2 separate regions of the Homo sapiens genome follow, and region 2 is linked to region 1. Evidence: chromatin loops called from intact Hi-C (ENCODE). Cell type or tissue: heart right ventricle. All regions are shown on one strand. Each heading gives the region's core, and the rest is flanking DNA. Links, peaks and the distances in the headings are about the cores only.

Evidence for each region. Hi-C counts contacts between places; a loop is a spot of excess contacts. Peaks named below come from ENCODE experiments on the same cell type or tissue, not always from the same donor. Only the 100,000 strongest peaks of a DNase experiment are listed, where the experiment ranks them.
Region 2: a loop joins it to region 1, with 4 times the contacts of the local background. A loop is called at or near these places in 2 of 110 quality-filtered maps.

What each region holds. Positions count from the first base shown.
Region 1 is chr1:236,241,690-236,250,041 of GRCh38, reverse strand. It overlaps ERO1B (endoplasmic reticulum oxidoreductase 1 beta), which reads left to right. Exons shown (of 16, transcript NM_019891.4): 5 at 75-157; 6 at 6,547-6,620. It overlaps LOC124904562 (a long non-coding RNA gene), which reads right to left and starts at 4,206. Exons shown (of 2, transcript XR_007066962.1): 1 at 2,705-4,206. In heart right ventricle, for the core only: no CTCF peak of the experiment used is centred there; no DNase peak of the experiment used is centred there.
Region 2 is chr1:236,180,867-236,189,218 of GRCh38, reverse strand. It overlaps GPR137B (G protein-coupled receptor 137B), which reads right to left. Exons shown (of 7, transcript NM_003272.4): 5 at 5,313-5,441. Among named protein-coding and RNA genes, the nearest start is that of GPR137B, 43 kb to the right of the region's middle. In heart right ventricle, for the core only: no CTCF peak of the experiment used is centred there; no DNase peak of the experiment used is centred there.

The DNA of each region.
Region 1 (8,352 bases), core at 68-8,067:
GATTATTCTGCCAATAGAAACTGAAATAAAGAATAAGGTAATAATTTTTACTAAACTTACGAACTTCTTTGCAGTACTTGAAAATGGCAAACAATACCAAAGAATTAGAAGATTGTGAGCAAGCTAATAAACTGGGAGCAATTAACAGCACATTAAGGCAAGTTTTATTTTGGTAATATTAAGAAAATATTCTCATTGATATCAAGAATCAATTTTTTATGATTTTGGTAAAACATTTTCGAACCCATTAAAGTTTTAACTAATATATTTTTAAAAGGAAGAAAAAGTTTTTCTTTATCCTAAATTTCATAATAGCTTTGCCTCTTCTTGGCTGATTTATCCTTAAATTTCTAGAATGTATCATCCATAGTAAATCTTTTAAAAAGTAGAAATTTACAAGATTGTTCAGCTAACAGGGTTTATGGATCAATTTTTCCTGATTACTATGGAAGAAGGGGCTTGAACTCCTAAATCTTTTTAAATAGTGATTGAGTCTGGATGTTACATTTTGAATGATAAAAGTTATTAGCCTGTTAAATTTCGTAGATTTTTTTTCTGTTAACTTTTCCTTATTTGTTCTACACAGAAACCAGCATAAACAATATATAAATGGCCTCAAATTGTGTAGTATAAAATGACTAGACATAATCAGTAGTTGGGAATGAGATATTTCAGAAATTCCTTTACATTCCCATTTGATTAGGTTTGTATTTATGAGCCGGGCATGGTGGCTCATGCCTGTAATCCCAGCACTTTGGGAGGCTGAAGTGGGCAGATCACCTGAGGCCAGGAGTTTAGGACTAGCCTGGCCAACATGGTGAAACCCCATCTCTACTAAAAATACAAAAATTAGCCGGGTGTGGTGGCGGGTGCCTATAATCCCAGCTACCTGAGAGGCTGAGGCAGGAGAATTGCTTGAACCTGGGAGGCGGAGGTTGCAGTGAGCTGAGATCACACCGTTGCACTCTAACCTGGGTGACAAGAGTGAGACTCTGTCTCAAAAAAAAAAAAAAAAAGATTTGTATTTATGTACCATAATTGCTAATGACTCAGTATAAGTTAGCAATTTTATTTATTGAAGACAAAATTTAATATAGGAAAATAAAAGATAATAAACACCCACATACATATCCTCCATTTCAAATAAATAATCCTCCATTCCAAGTAAATAAATATTAACATTTTTTGCCATATGTTTTAAGGAACAAGAAACATCACAGATAAATTTAAAATCCCTTATGCTGTATTCCCTAATCCAGTAGAGGTAACTACTATCAAGAATTAGTTGGTGTATATCCAGTCTGTTTTTGTTTTTATATATTTATATGTATAAATAAGATAGTTTTATTTTGTGTATATGGTTTTATTTTTCCTTTGTATAAATGATATCCTATATTTAACATTCTGCTACATTTTTCATTGTACATTTTGCTTTCTAGATCTGTCCATGTTGAAACACAGATTTATTCTTTTAACTGATGAATGATTTTCATCATATAAATATCCCATATTTTACTTAGCTATTCACTTATTGATGGATGTTTAGCTATTTCCAATTATTTACTTTTACAAACATGCCACCTTGAGCATTCCCAAATTTTTTTTCACATTAGAAGTAGAATTGTTGAATCTTAGGATTGTCTTTTTAATACCCATTCTTGATATTGCCTGATGACATTCCATAGTACTTGGTGTGAATATATACTGACTCCAGTGCTGACAGCTTGTATCATTCTCTACATCCTTACCAAAAGTTGATAATGTTTGTTGAGTGTGAAATAGTACCTTGTTTTTATTTTATACTTCGTAATTACTAGTGGATTTGAGCATTTTTTATTTATTGGACATTTGAGTTTCTTATTCATTCAACAAATGAATGTCTACAATGTGCCAAGCACTGTTCTAGGGTACTAGGAATCCAGTAGCGTAATGGATAAAATTTCCGCCCTCGTGCAACTTGATCCTTGTCAGAGGAAATAACACAATAAACAAGTAAAATATATGAGAAATAAGTAAGTAAAATGATGATGAATGCTAGGGAAGACAGGCAGGGAAGAACAAAGAGGGCTAGGAGTGAGAGAGTGGCACTGTTTTAAATTGGGTGGTCAGAGAAGATAATACAACATTTGAACAAATTGCCGAAGAAGGTGAAGGCATGAGTCTTACTATGGTTGGCTGGGGGATGAGCATTCCAGGTATATATAAATGTTAGTTGAAAACCCCCATGGCAGGATCATGCCTAGACTTAAACACAATAAGACCAATGTAACTGCAGCACAGTCATCAAGGGCAAAGTAGCAGAAGACAAGGTCAAAAGATGCTAGGGATGGGGCAGGAGGTGGGGTGGGTAGAGATCTTGTAGAGCCTTGAAAGCAATTATAATGAGTGTTTGCTCTTAGACTGGGTGGAATAAAACTCACAGGGAGGTTTTGAACAGAGGAGTTAAGGGCATGTGTTGAGGGAGCCTGATATGTTGCAGAAGCCTTATTACGTGATTATCGTAGTAATCCAAATAAGACATTATGGTGATTTAAACCAGGGTGATAGCAGTGGAAATGATGAGAAGCGGTCAGGTTCTGGATGTATTTTGAAGATAAAGCTAACAGGATTTGCTGCAGTATTGGATATGTGGTATTGAGAAGATATGAGCTTTTGGATGACTACAAGATTTGGAATTATAAAAATGGAGTTGCCATTTACTGACCTGTGGACAGCTGGAGGAGGAGCAAGTCTGAGACAAAGTTATAGTCAAATTTGGATTTGTTAAGTTTGAGCTGCCTGTGAGACATCCACTTGGAGATTTCAGGTAGGCAGTTGGATATACAAATCTGAAATAGGGGAGAGGTCTGGATGTCAGTCAATGAATAGATGGTGTTTAGCAGCCATAAACCTAAATGAGATCACCAAGGAGAGAGTGTAAATAGAGGAATGATCTAGGGACTAGGCTTAAGTCATTGGAAGATTTTGGGGTAAATTGCCAGTTTATATTCTTTGTCATTTTTTTCTCCATTGGGTTGGATTTTAAAATTATTACTGATTTGTAAGCATTCTTTATATAATGTGATAATTCTTTGTTGGCTGTGTTGTTAGGATTTGTCCTTTAATTTTGCATATAGTTTTTTGTTGTTGAACAGAAATTATTCTTTAAACTTAAAAAATTTAAGTATAATACACATATGGTGGAATAGAAAATTCTTAAGTGTAAAGGTCAATGTAACTTTACAAAGTGAACCCAACTCTATAGCCACCATCCAGAGCATTATACTTGCTGTCCAGATTACCATGTGTACTTTCCTAGTCATTATCACCTTCCAAAGTTAACCGTGATTTTGAGATACTGACAGAGATTAGTTTTAACTGTTTATAAATAGAATGATATAGAACATATTCTGTTGTATCTGGCTTCTTTTTGTTAACATGTGTCTGAGATTCATTCATGTTTTTGGGCATAGTAATGTTTAATTCTTTTTTATTGGCACATAGTATTCTATAGTAAGAATGTGCCATGTTTCCATTCTGCTCTTGATAGCTTATGCTTTGGGGCCATTTCAGAAATATTTTGGTGGATACAGTTGGACATGGTGGCTCATGCCTGTAATCCCAGTACTTTGGGAGGCCAAGGGAGGAGGATTGGTTGAAGCCAGGAGTTCAAAATCAGCCTGGCCAACAAGTGAGATCCTGTCTCTACAAAAAATTAAAAAAAAAAATAGCCAGGTGCAGTGGCATGAGCCTATAGTCCCAGTTACTTGAGTGGCTGAGGCAGGAGGATCACTTTGAGTTCATGAGTTTGAGACTGCAATGAGCTATGATTGTGCCACTGTACTCCCCAGCCTGAGTGACAAAGTGAGACACTATCTGTGAAAAAATAAAAAAAAAATTTGGTACATACATATGTATATTTTTATGGAGAATATACCTAGAAATGAGATTAGGTACTGCCAAATTGTTTTCTAAAATTGCTACCAAATTATATTGCTACTAGTAGTGTATCAGTTATCTGTTCTACAACTTCTCCAGTGATTGGTACTATGATTTTTAAACAGCTTTACTTTGAGGTATAATGAAATATGATACACTGCATATAAAGTATACAGTTTGATGTTTTGACATGTGTCCACCCATATAACATCATCACAATTAAGATACCATAGGTTGGGTGTTGTGTCTCATGCCTGTAATCCTAGCACTTTGGGAGGCCGAGGCAGGGGGATCATGTGAGGCCAGGAGTTCAAGACCAACCTGGCCAACATGGTGAAAATACTACTTAAATACTACTAAAAATAAAAAAATTAGCCAGGCGTGGTGGCAGACGCCTGTAATCCCAGCTACTCAGGAGGGTGAGGCAGGAGAATCACTTGAACCCAGGAGGTGGAGGTTGCGGTGAGCCAAGATCGTGCCACTACACTCCAGCCTGGGTGACAGAGTAAAACTGTGTCTCAAAAAAAAAAAAAAAAAAAAAAATATATATATATATATATATATATATACACACACATACATACACACATATATATACACACACATACATACACACATATATATATACGTGTATATATATACGTATATATATACGTGTGTATATATATACGTATATATATACGTGTGTATATATATACGTATATATATACGTGTGTATATATATACGTATATATATACGTGTGTATATATATACGTATATATATACGTGTGTATATATATACGTATATATATACGTGTGTGTATATATATATATATATATATATATTTTGACTGGGCATGGTGACTCACACCTGTACTCCCAGCACTTTGGGAGGCCAAGACAAGCAGATCACTTGAGCCCAGGAGTTTGAGACCAGCCTGGGCAACATAGCAAGACCCTGTCTGTACAAAAAAATAAATAAATAAATTAGCTGGATGTGTTGGCGTATGTCTATAGTTCGAGCTACTTGGGAGGCTGAGGATAGAAGGATCACTTGATCCCAGAAGGTCAAGGCTACAGTGAACTATGATGTCAGTGCACTCCAGCCTGGGTGCAGTGAGACCCTGTCTCAAAAAATATATGTATATATTTATCACTCCCAGAAAGTTTCTCATTCCCTATTCCATCTTTTATGCTCCTCATTTCCCAGTTTGAAGACTACTACTTTAACCTTGGGACACTATCTTGAAAGGAAGTGCTGAGTTAAGTCCAAGAAATTCTCATGCAAATAGTGTTGCATCCATCTTCAAACTGACATTTGGAAAAGCTGAAGTAGATAACCTCTAAGGTCCCTTCTAACTCATTTATAAATCAAACTGAGCCAGCTTTATTAGCATTAGATGCACATTCAATGTTTTTTCGGGCTTAGGCATGGCTTTACTGTGGTTTTAGGCAGGGGTTAGGTGAAAGAATCAGCAAAGCCTCTTCAAATGAGGATGCTCAAAGAAGAAATTTCCTGAAAGTCATATTGTTAACAAGAAAATAGGAATTTGTATCACTATTGATTTGTTCTTCACTACTTTCAACATAAGATCTATCTTATTAAACACAAGTTTAGTTAACGTCATTTTAGCTGTAATTAGGCATTATTGTTTATGGCATCACGTATTTCAGTTGGGTCAACTGTGATACAATATTTTTGTTAATTTTTATTATATACTCCCATAGGGAAAAAAATTCCACAGTAAGTTGAACTGGAAAAATGTATTGATAAAGTTGATGTAGTACAGCCAAGCTTATACACTTCTTTGTAGTGGCTTCTCAAATACAAAACAAATTCTTGATTATGACAGTACCACATTTAGGAATTACCTGATTTTTACCTTTATATACCTGATTTATACAGTTTTTTGTACCTTGTTTTTTCCTTTTGTGTTATGAATAAAGAGGGTAGCAAAATGATGCCTCTCTGATAGATACTACCATCATGAGTATTCAATACAGAGAAGGCCTGAATATAGGTTCAAGTTAATGTAGATCAAAGTTGATTTCAAGGAATGTAGTTGTTACTTATCAGTTCTTCAAGTTAGAAATCTTGATCATAGATTTTGTTAAATGTTAACTAGGCTGTGAAACGAGTGATACACCATGATAAAAGTGGCATTGTTGTAACCAGTGAATACCACATTGGATGGGAGATTATAGAAATACAGTTATTGGTATTTTAGATCTTGTAAGTATAGACACAATTTAAATTAAAAGAATTCTGAAAATAAATTTAATTACTTCGGAAAAAATACGTTTAACGTTATAATTTCTAAGTTAATTGAAAAGTTTAGCTTGAGTTTTGTGTTTAACTACATGTTATATGTATTTACAAATTAATTTCTCCTTGAAATAATTATTATTGACTAGTCCTAATAATTCAGTATAGTTAAGAAATATAAATTACTCAAGGAAATTAATACATATATTTTCCTATAACTTGTTTTTTGTCATCCCTTCATGTAATCACTAATAGCAGAATTGTGACATCATCTAATCTTTAACTGACCTCAGATTATCTATTTTAATTACACTAGAATACAGTATTAAAAGTTTCAGCTCCAAATTTAATAATTTTTCTTTTTTATTCCTCCTTCCCATAGTAATCAAAGCAAAGAAGCTTTCATTGACTGGGCAAGATATGATGATTCACGGGATCACTTTTGTGAACTTGATGGTAATACAATAAACTATTATAATTAAATTATTTTAACTTTAACCCTTTTATAAGACATTTTAATCAATGAAAATATAAACTGAATTATAGCTTCAGTACTGGATTTTGCTATGTAGACCTTATTATTCATAATGGCATTTATTGAGAGCCTGTGTTCCAGGCCCTATGTTAAGTGCCTTAAATACATTATTTCTGGTCTTTGCAGCTACCTTCATAAGTGTGTATTATTTCATATCTGAGAAAACTGAGTCTGAAAAAGACTAAATAACTTGCCCAAGATCACACAATAGCAAGAGGCTGAGGCAGGATTTGATCCCATATCCGAATCCAAAACCTGTATTCTTTCCATTATGATATACCATCTGCCATGGACCTTCAATTGAAGCCACTTAGTTATAGGTCTGTGAACATTTTGTAAAAATATTTACACTGGAATTTGCTAGAGGTCTTAACAAACTCATGTAAAGATGCTTTCTAATGCTGGGGAGGACTCTAATTCGACTTCTCCACAGCCCTTTTTCCAAGAGTCCCCTGGAATGGTAGAAAGACTGGACACTCTCCACCAGAGTAACTACCACTTCTCTTAACAGAAGGTAATTGCAGTGACTCAAAATTTTTTATCTGTGGGATAATATTCCCAAAGAATTGTGCTGAGTAGGCATAAATCATTCATTTAGTTTCTCTTCACCTTTTTCCTTGGTATTGTTATATTTTTCACAGTGGAAAAGAATTTGGGGATTAAGTGTGCATAGTTGGAAATAGTAGTTCTTTGGAACTCTTCAAGTATCTAGAATGCTCTGCTTTCTAAAGTTTTAAAAAAGATTCACGGGTAGAATTGTGCTATAAATCCAGCCCATAGTGGAGTAAGTTAGAGTGAGCTTCTACGATAGTATGGTAAACTGAGAATAATACTGGGAGATGGAATGTTATCTTGGCTTATATGGTTTCAGTAAGGAAATTTTAAAGGAATCTGAGTGAGGTTATACTAAGGGGTAATTAATGAAGTATCTGTCCTCTCTATGATATAGAGAATTGGTAAAACTTTTATCAAAGCAAGCCATTGAACCTCTCCTTTCACATTTGCTCTTTGGTTGCCATTTATATTTGAGTGCTTAACACTCATAGTCATTTATTTCTAAATTGTCCATTTACCTATTCTTTGATTAAAGTATAAATAATAGTGCTTATTTAATAGGTTTTCAAATTAATAATTTGTGTGACTATATATTACTCTTATGGTAAATAGGTATTTAATAAAAATACTTAATTGCAGGAAGTACTTGCTATAAATAAATTGATATGTAGATTACCTGCCATCAGTATAAACAGTGTTAACGATTTTTTTTTTTTTTTTGAGACAGAGTCTCGCTGTGTCGCCCAGGCTGGAGTGCAGTGGCACAATCTCGGCTCACTGCAAGCTCCGCCCCCCAGGTTCACGCCATTCTCCTGCCTCAGCCTCCCGAGTAGCTGGGACTACAGGTGCCCACCACCACGCCCAGCTAATTTTTTGTATATTTAGTAGAGACGGGGTTTCACCATGTTAGCCAGGATGGTCTTGATCTCCTGACCTCGTGATCCACCTGCCTCAGCCTCCCAAAGTGCTGGGATTACAGGCTTGAGCCACTGCACCTGGCCGTGTTAACTATTTTTTAAAATATTAGTTTCTTAAATTGTAGAAAGTAAGAAATATTTTTTAAGAATTTACATGAAATCATCCCCTTAAGATTTTCAA
Region 2 (8,352 bases), core at 195-8,194, 61 kb after region 1:
AAGAAGAAAAGAGAGAAGAATCAAATAGACGCAATAAAAAATGATAAAGGGGATATCACCACCAATCCCACAGAAATACAAACTACCATCAAAGAATACTATAAACACATCTATGCAAATAAACTAGAAGATCTAGAGGAAATGGATAAATTCCTGGACACATACACCCTCCCAAGTCTAAACCAGGAGAAGTAGAATCCCTGAATAGACCAATAACAAGTTCTGAAATTGAGGCAGTAATTAATAACCTACCAACCGAAAAAAGTCCAGGACCAGAAAGATTCACAGCCGAATTCTACCAGAGGTACAAAGAGGAGCTGGTACCATTCCTTCTGAAACTACTCTAAACAACAGAAAAAGAGGGAATCCTCCCTGACTCATTTTATGAGGCCAGCATCATCCTAATACCAAAACCTGGCAGAGACACAACAACAAAAAGAAAATTTCAGACCAATATCTCTGATGAACATCAATGTGAAAATCCTCAATAACGTACTGGCAAACCGAATCCAGCAGCACATTAAAAAGCTTATCCACCACGATCAAGTCAGCTTCATATCTGGGATAGAAGGCTGGTTCGACATACACAAATCAATAAACGTAATCCATCACATAAACAGAACCAATGACAAAAACTACATGATGATCTCAATAGATGCAGAAAAGACCTTCGACAAAATTCAACACCCGTTCATGGTAAAAACTCTCCATAAACTAGGTATCGATGGAATGTATCTCAAAATAATAGCTATTTATGACAAACCCACAGCCAATACCATACTGAATGGGTAAAAACAGGAAGCATTCCCTTTGAAAACCCGCACAAGGCAAGGATGCCCTCTCTCACCACTCCTATTCAACATAGTATTGGAAGTTCTGGCCAGGGCAATCAGCCAAGAGAAAGAAAGAAAGCATATTGAAATAGGAAAAGAGGAAGTCAATTGTCTCTTTTTGCAGATGACATGATCATATATTTAGAAAACCCCACTGTCTCAGCCCAAAATCTCCTTAAGCTGATAAACAACTTCAGCAAAGTCTCAGGATACAAAATCAATGTGCAAAAATCACAAGCATTCCTATACACCAATAACAGAGAGCCAAATCATGAGTGAACTCCCATTCACAACTGCTACTAAAAGAAGAAAATACCTAGGAATACAACTTACAAGGGATATGAAGGACCTCTCCAAGGAGAACTACAAACTGCTGCTCAAGGAAATAAGAGAGGACACAAACAAATGGAAAAACATTCCATGCTCATGGATAGGAAGAATCAATATTGTGAAAATGGCCATACTGCCCAAAGTAATTTACAGATTCAATGCTATCCCCATCAAGCTACCACTGACTTTCTTCACAGAATTGGAAAAAACTACTTTAAACTTCATATGGAACCAAAGAAGGGCCCACATAGCCGAGACAATCCTAAGCAAAAAGAACAAAGCTGGAGGCATCATGCTACCTGATTTCAAACTATGCTACAAGGCTACAGTAACCAAAACAGCATGGTACTGGTACCAAAACAGATATATAGACCAATGGAACAGAACAGAAGCCTCAGAAATAATACCACACATGTACAACCATCTGATCTTTGACAAACCTGACACAAACAAGCAATGGGGAAAGATTTCCTATTTAATAAATGGTGTTGGGAAAACTGGGTAGCCATATGCAGAAAACTGAAACTGGACCCCTTCCTTACACCTTATACAAAAGTTAACTCAAGATGGATTAAAGACTTAAACGTAAGACCTAAAACCATAAAAATCCTAGAAGAAAACCTAGGCAATACCATTCAGGACATAGGCATGGGCAAAGACTTCATTCTAAAACACCAAAAGCAATGGCAACAAAAGCCAAAATTGACAAATGGGATCTAATTAAATTAAAGAGCTTCTGCACAGCAAAAGAAACTATCATCAGAGTAAACAGGCAACCTACAGAATGGGAGAAAATTTTTGCAATCTATCCATCTGACAAAGGGCTAATATCCAGAATCTACAAAGAACTTAAATTTACAGGAAAAAAACAACCCCATCAAAAAGTGGGCAAAGGATATGAACAGATACTTCTCAAAAGAAGTGCAGCCAATAAACATGAAAAATATGCTCATCACTGGTCATCAGAGAAATGCAAATCAAAACTACAATGAGATACCATCTCACAGCAGTTAGAATGGCGATCATTAAAAAGTCAGGAAACAACAGATGCTGGAGAGGACATGGAGAAACAGGAACGCTTTTACACTGTTGGTGGTAGTGTAAATTAGTTCAACCATTGTGGAAGACAGTGTGGCAATTCCTCAAGGATCTAGAACTAGAAATACCATTTGACCCAGCAATGCCACTACTGGGTATATACCCAAAGGATTATAAATCATTCCACTATAAAGACACATGCACATGTACATGCACACGTATGTTTACTGCAGCACTATTCACAAGAGCAAAGACTTGGAACCAACCCAAATGTCCATCAATGATAGACTGGATAAAGAAAATGTGGCACATACATACCATGGAATACTATGCAGCCATAAAAAGGGATGAGTTCATGTCCTTTGCAGGGACATGGATGAAGCTGGAAACCATCATTCTCAGCAAGCTGACACAAGAACAGAAAACCAAACACCGCATGTTCTCACTCATAAGTGGGAATTGAACAATGAGAACACATGGACACAGGGAGGGGAACATCACACACTGGGGCCTGTAGGGGGGTGGGGAGGTAGGGGAGGGAGAGCATTAGGAGAAATACCTCATGTAGGTGATGGGTTGATGGGTGCAGCAAACCACCACAGCTCATGTATACCCATGTAACAAAACTACACATTCTGCACATGTACCCCAGAACTTAATAATATATATTATATAATATATATAATTATATATTATTTATATTATTATATATAATATATATTATATATTATTTATATTATTATATATAATATATAATATATATTATATATTATTTATATTATTATATATTATATTATATATAATATATAGTATAATAATAAAAAAAAATGATGTCCATCAATGGATGAATGGGTAAGCAAAATGTGGTCTATCCATACAATGAAATATTTATTTGGCAATAAAAAAGAATTAAGTACAAATATATGTTACAACGTAGACGAATCTTGAAAAAACATTCTGCTAAGTGAAAGAAGCCAGTCAAAAAACCCACATGCCATATGATTCCATTCATATGAAAGTCGAGACTAGGGAAATCTATAGACACAGGAGATTATAGTGGCTTATGCCTGGGGGTAGGGCAGGGACAGAAAGGAAATGGGGAATGACAGATGATAGTATGGGGTTTCCTTTTGAGATGATGAAAGTGTTCTAAAATTGGCTGTGGTGATGGTTGCACATATGTGAATATCCCCCAAACCACTCAATTATACACATGAAATGGGTGAATTATGTAAGTGAGTTACATCTCAATAAAGCTGTTTTTAAAAGACAAAAAACAGCCAGGAGTTTGAGACCAGCCTGGGCAACACGGCTCATGCAAGTAATCCCAGCTACATGCAAGACTAAGGCAAGAGAATCGCTTAAGCCCAGGAGGTCAAGGCTGAGGTGAGCTGTGATCGTGCCACTGCACTCCAGCCTGGGTGACAGAGCAAGACCCTGTCTCAAAAAAGAAAAGGATAAGGACAGAGATTCTCAAACTTTACAGTTCATTCAGATCACTTGGAGTGCTTATTAAAAATGTACATTCCCGGAACCTACCCCAGAGATTCTGGTCTGGGTCTCCAACATGACCTAAGAATCTTTACACCAAGCGCCCTGAGGGATTCGGATACAGATGGTAAAGAGCCGCACTTTGAGTATCTCGTTACCTAGACTCTGAAGTCTGGCTCTAATCATGCCAAGTTTAGAGACCTGTTTGTACCAAATGAATTATGGATACAAATGTTAGATGACATTTTTAAGAAATGCCCCACCTGCAGTGTATTCCTTTAAAGTTGAAGGGTTTGAGTTATAGATTTCCCCCCAAGAGTATTAGACTTTTTTCCCATGTAATTACAGAAGTTATAGATAGGACTATTAGGTCATCTATATTAAGAATATAATTTCTTCTCAAAACCTTATGATGCCAGAGAAAGCTACAGTGTAGCACAGGGATTAAAACCATGAACTCAGACGGGTGCGGTGGCCCACGCCTGTAATCCCAGCACTTTGGGAGGCTGAGGCGGTCGGATCACCTGAGGTCAGGAGTTCGAGACCAGCCTGGCCAACATAGTAAAACCCTGTCTCTACTAAAAATACAAAAATTACCCAGGCATGGTGGCGTGCATCTGTATTCCCAGCTACTTGGGAGGCTGAGGCAGGAGAATCGCTTAAACCCGGGAGGCGGAGGTTGCAGTGAGCTGAGATCGCGCCACTACACTCCAGCTTGGGTGACAGAGCAAGACTTCATCTCAAAAGAAAAAAAAACCAAAAAGCAAACAAACAAAAAAAACCACCATTGACTCTGGAACCAGAATGCTTGGTTTGAAGCCTGGCGGCTTCCAAAAACAAGATAAAAAAACAGGTCAGTCATCTGGGTATGAAATAAGAACTGTGAATTATTGGAGGACATTACTCATCTATGCCTTCTTCACCACCCGCTCTTTGCTCACATTGCCCCAAATCCACTCACTGTACTTTTCTATGGGTTTCATAGATCAGTAAGTCAAAAAGCTACCACTAGTTTGTGTGGCTGGAATAATTTACGGAACAAGGCTCCCAGGTGGTTTCTCACGCTACTTGGTTTTGCATTTTCTGTCCTGTCCCATAAAGACATTCATATAAAGTTGGTTGAACAGCAATGTGACCAAACTAGGGGAGCAGGTTTAGCATTCCTTACAATGATGTCTCTTATTGCCCTATCCTCCCATTCCCTAGTCGCCATCCGGCATACTATTTCCTATGAGTGTTCTCTATTTCCTATTTCTGTTTCTCTATTCTCTATTTTCCTTTGCTATGAGAGAAGCTTCTATACTTGGTTCACAGCAAGTCCAAGTCTCAAATACTAATGAGGCAATGGTGCATTAAAAGAAATAGTTAATCACTTTCCCCAGGCCTTAAGATGCAACTTATAATAGTTTCATTTCTTTTGTAAAATAAAACTAAGCTGAAAACCATTTTCCCTCAAAAGATAAGGGAAATGAATGTCTCAATAAAATAGTCAAGGAAACTTTTCATACCACCACAAAAGGAAGAGGCTCTCTTCTGAAAAATGAAGAAAAAGTTCTAATTGCAGGTTCCATGATCAGAATTAGGAGACATTTTCTTACAAATGTAAAATGGTTTACTTACAAGGTCCTTTGTAGGATTTCTAACTCGGAAGAAATAAACGACTAAGGTGGTAGGTAAGAGTTCCCAAACAAATAACACCACTCCAAATAATACGTATCCAGCATCTCCCAGCTGATTCTTCAAATCTGCCTGTTAGAAACAGACAGGGAGAGTCATCAGACCAAGGGAAGAGGAAATAAATTTGATTGTTTCTTTCTAATGTGAACAGAGAATAATTCTAATACTCTAGTACAATTCATTCCCCTATATTTTAGAATGTACTACCGAATATACTATATTAATACTTCTATTTAAAGTATTAAAATATAGTATAGTACATTCTCCTAAAATATGCACATTGAAATCAGATAATAGTAATGGTCTAGACCTCAGATACGGATTTTTTAAACCATATGAGATAAATGATTATCTTCTTCTTCAAAATATTCAAAGACAGAAACTTCTAACCTCTGATGTTTTAATATTTCATGCCCCCAAAACTCTTAAGTCCAAATTAACACTCTCACTTAAATCTAAGCTGATTTTCTTCAACAATTGAATAGTGAGAAGGTTATGTTGCCTCCTCCTAAATTCTTGGGAGCAGCATACAACTATTATCCCTTAGTCTCATCCCTAGGATAAAGAGGTCAACTTTCAAATGTTTCTTCACATAAACCATATCCTGTTGTTTACCCTTTAAAGCGTACTGTAGGCTAGCTTGTCTAGAAAAACAATCCACAGAGCCTAAGGTGTTTGGTATGAGGCCCAGTGAGATGGCCAGAGAGCTTGGTGGAGCAGTGTTCTCTCTTCAGAACAGACAGAAGGTTCCTGAGGAAAGCACATGGTTGGGTTTGGGCAATCGTAAAGGCCCAAACACCTAAACTTAACCCTTTTGCCTTCTCTATAACATCATACTTAAAGCATGGTGACCAAAACTACGCATGCTTCTTTCAGAAAGATCACTCTCTTACTTCCTCTATATCACATCTCCATCATGTGTTCTTTTTTGATTCCGCACAAGTAAGTCATACAACTGTGGTCATTTGTTTTGCTTGCTCCTAGATTATTTTGGTGGCAACACACATCTAGATAACCATAAATATCCCATAAAAATAGAAGAATTTTAAAGATTGTCATATTTTAAATCCACTGCAATTATAAATTTTATATATATATTTTTTGTTTGTTTGTTTGAGACAGGGTCTTGCTCTGTCACCCAGGATGGAGTGCAGTGGTGCGATCACACCTCACTGCAGCCTTCAGCTCCTGGGCTCAAGTGATCCCTCCAAGCAGCTAGGACTACAGGTGTGTGCCAACATGCCTGGGTTATTTTTTAATTTTAATTTTTTATTTTTTGTAGAGATGAGGTCTTGCTATGTTGCCAGGGCTGGTCTCAAACTTCTGGCCTCAAGTGATCCTCCCAAAATGCTGGGATTACAGGCCACTGCACCCACCCATAAATTTTTTTTGTTGTTTTTAAGTGAAAGCAAGATTAGGAAAGTAAAGAAAGAATGGCCACTCCTCCATATATAGAGTTTATAGGCAGAGCACCCATGCATTCTTACTTGAAGAAAAACTGAAGTAACTTTGTTAAACCCAAATCTTTGTTATTTAATGGATACAGAGTTTCAGTTTAGGAAGATGAAAAAATTCTAGAGATGGATGGTGATGATGGCTGCACAACACTGAGTGTACTTAATACCAGTGAACTGTACACTTAAAAATGGTTAAAATAGGGCCAGCCAACGGTGGCTGACGCCTATAATCCCAGCACTTTGGGAGGCCGAGGTGGGCGGATCATGAGGTCAGGAGTTCAAGACCAGCCTGGCCTATATGATGAAACCCGTCTCTACTAAAAATACAAAAAAATTAGCCGGCATGGTGGCGCTTGCCTGTATTCCCAGCTACTCAGGAGGCTGAGGCAGAAGAATCGCTTGAACCCGGGAGGCGGAGGTTGCAGTGAGCCAAGATTGTGCGGCTGCACTCCAGCCTGGTGACAGAGAGAGACTCCGTCTCAAAAAAAAAAAAAAAAAATAGCAAATATTATGTGTATTTTACTACAATACAAAATCAAATCCTTTGTGTATTATGATTGTCTCTAATTAATCATTGTTTAAAGTTTAGATTTTCATATACTTGATTTCCTCAAAATAGTGCACGCCCTTAGCAGTGCCTTGCCCAGCTTTCTGCCATCCTGTGTTTGTGGTGTTGGTTTGGGTTCAGAGATGTGGTTTTAATCCTTTCTAATTACAACACAATTTTACCTTGTCCTCACAGGTTTAGCTTATCATGATCATTTTATTCTTTCTTCCACTGTCTAAATCCAGCTCAGGGTTTGAGCACTATTGAGATGTTAGAAGATTTATAGATGGTTAGGTATTCAATACTTTTCCAAGAAAAGCTAAGGAACATTTGCCAATCAATCTAATAAATGTATAATAGAGAAGTTACATTTCTTTATTGTTAATGGCTAATCTGTGTGTCTCTTTTCCTTAGTGGACCATAAAGCTCCCAAAGGGCAGGGAATGAGTCTGTTCGGTTTTGTATCCCTGGCACTTTGCACAGTGCCCAAGATGAGGAAAAAAAAAAAATGCTGTTTGTCAAATGAGTGAATGGTGGTTCATTCTCATTGTTGCTTTGAGTTTTTGTGAGCATGGATGGCAGATGACATTTCACTACCTTTGTTCATTTGCTTTATGACTCGTAACTTATACATTTATAGAATGTATTTTTAAAAAGAGTATCATATTGCAACAACTAGTGCCATGAGCTTTTATAAAACTTTAATATCCTCAGTCACTTTTGTCTAGATTTTCTCAAATGCTGTGTACGTGCTCCATTAAAAAAAATTCACTCCCTGAGGATGACAAAAAAAACAAAAACATTCTCATAACTTCATAGTCCTATGTATTTTCTAAAGTCTGAATACAATTTGCTTACTATCTGCAAATGTCACCCTTTAATAATATCATCTTACATTTATATGGAAGCATGTTAAAAAAATTAAGTACTGGCTGGCACAGTGGCTTACGCCTGTAATCCTAGCACTGTGGGAGGCCGA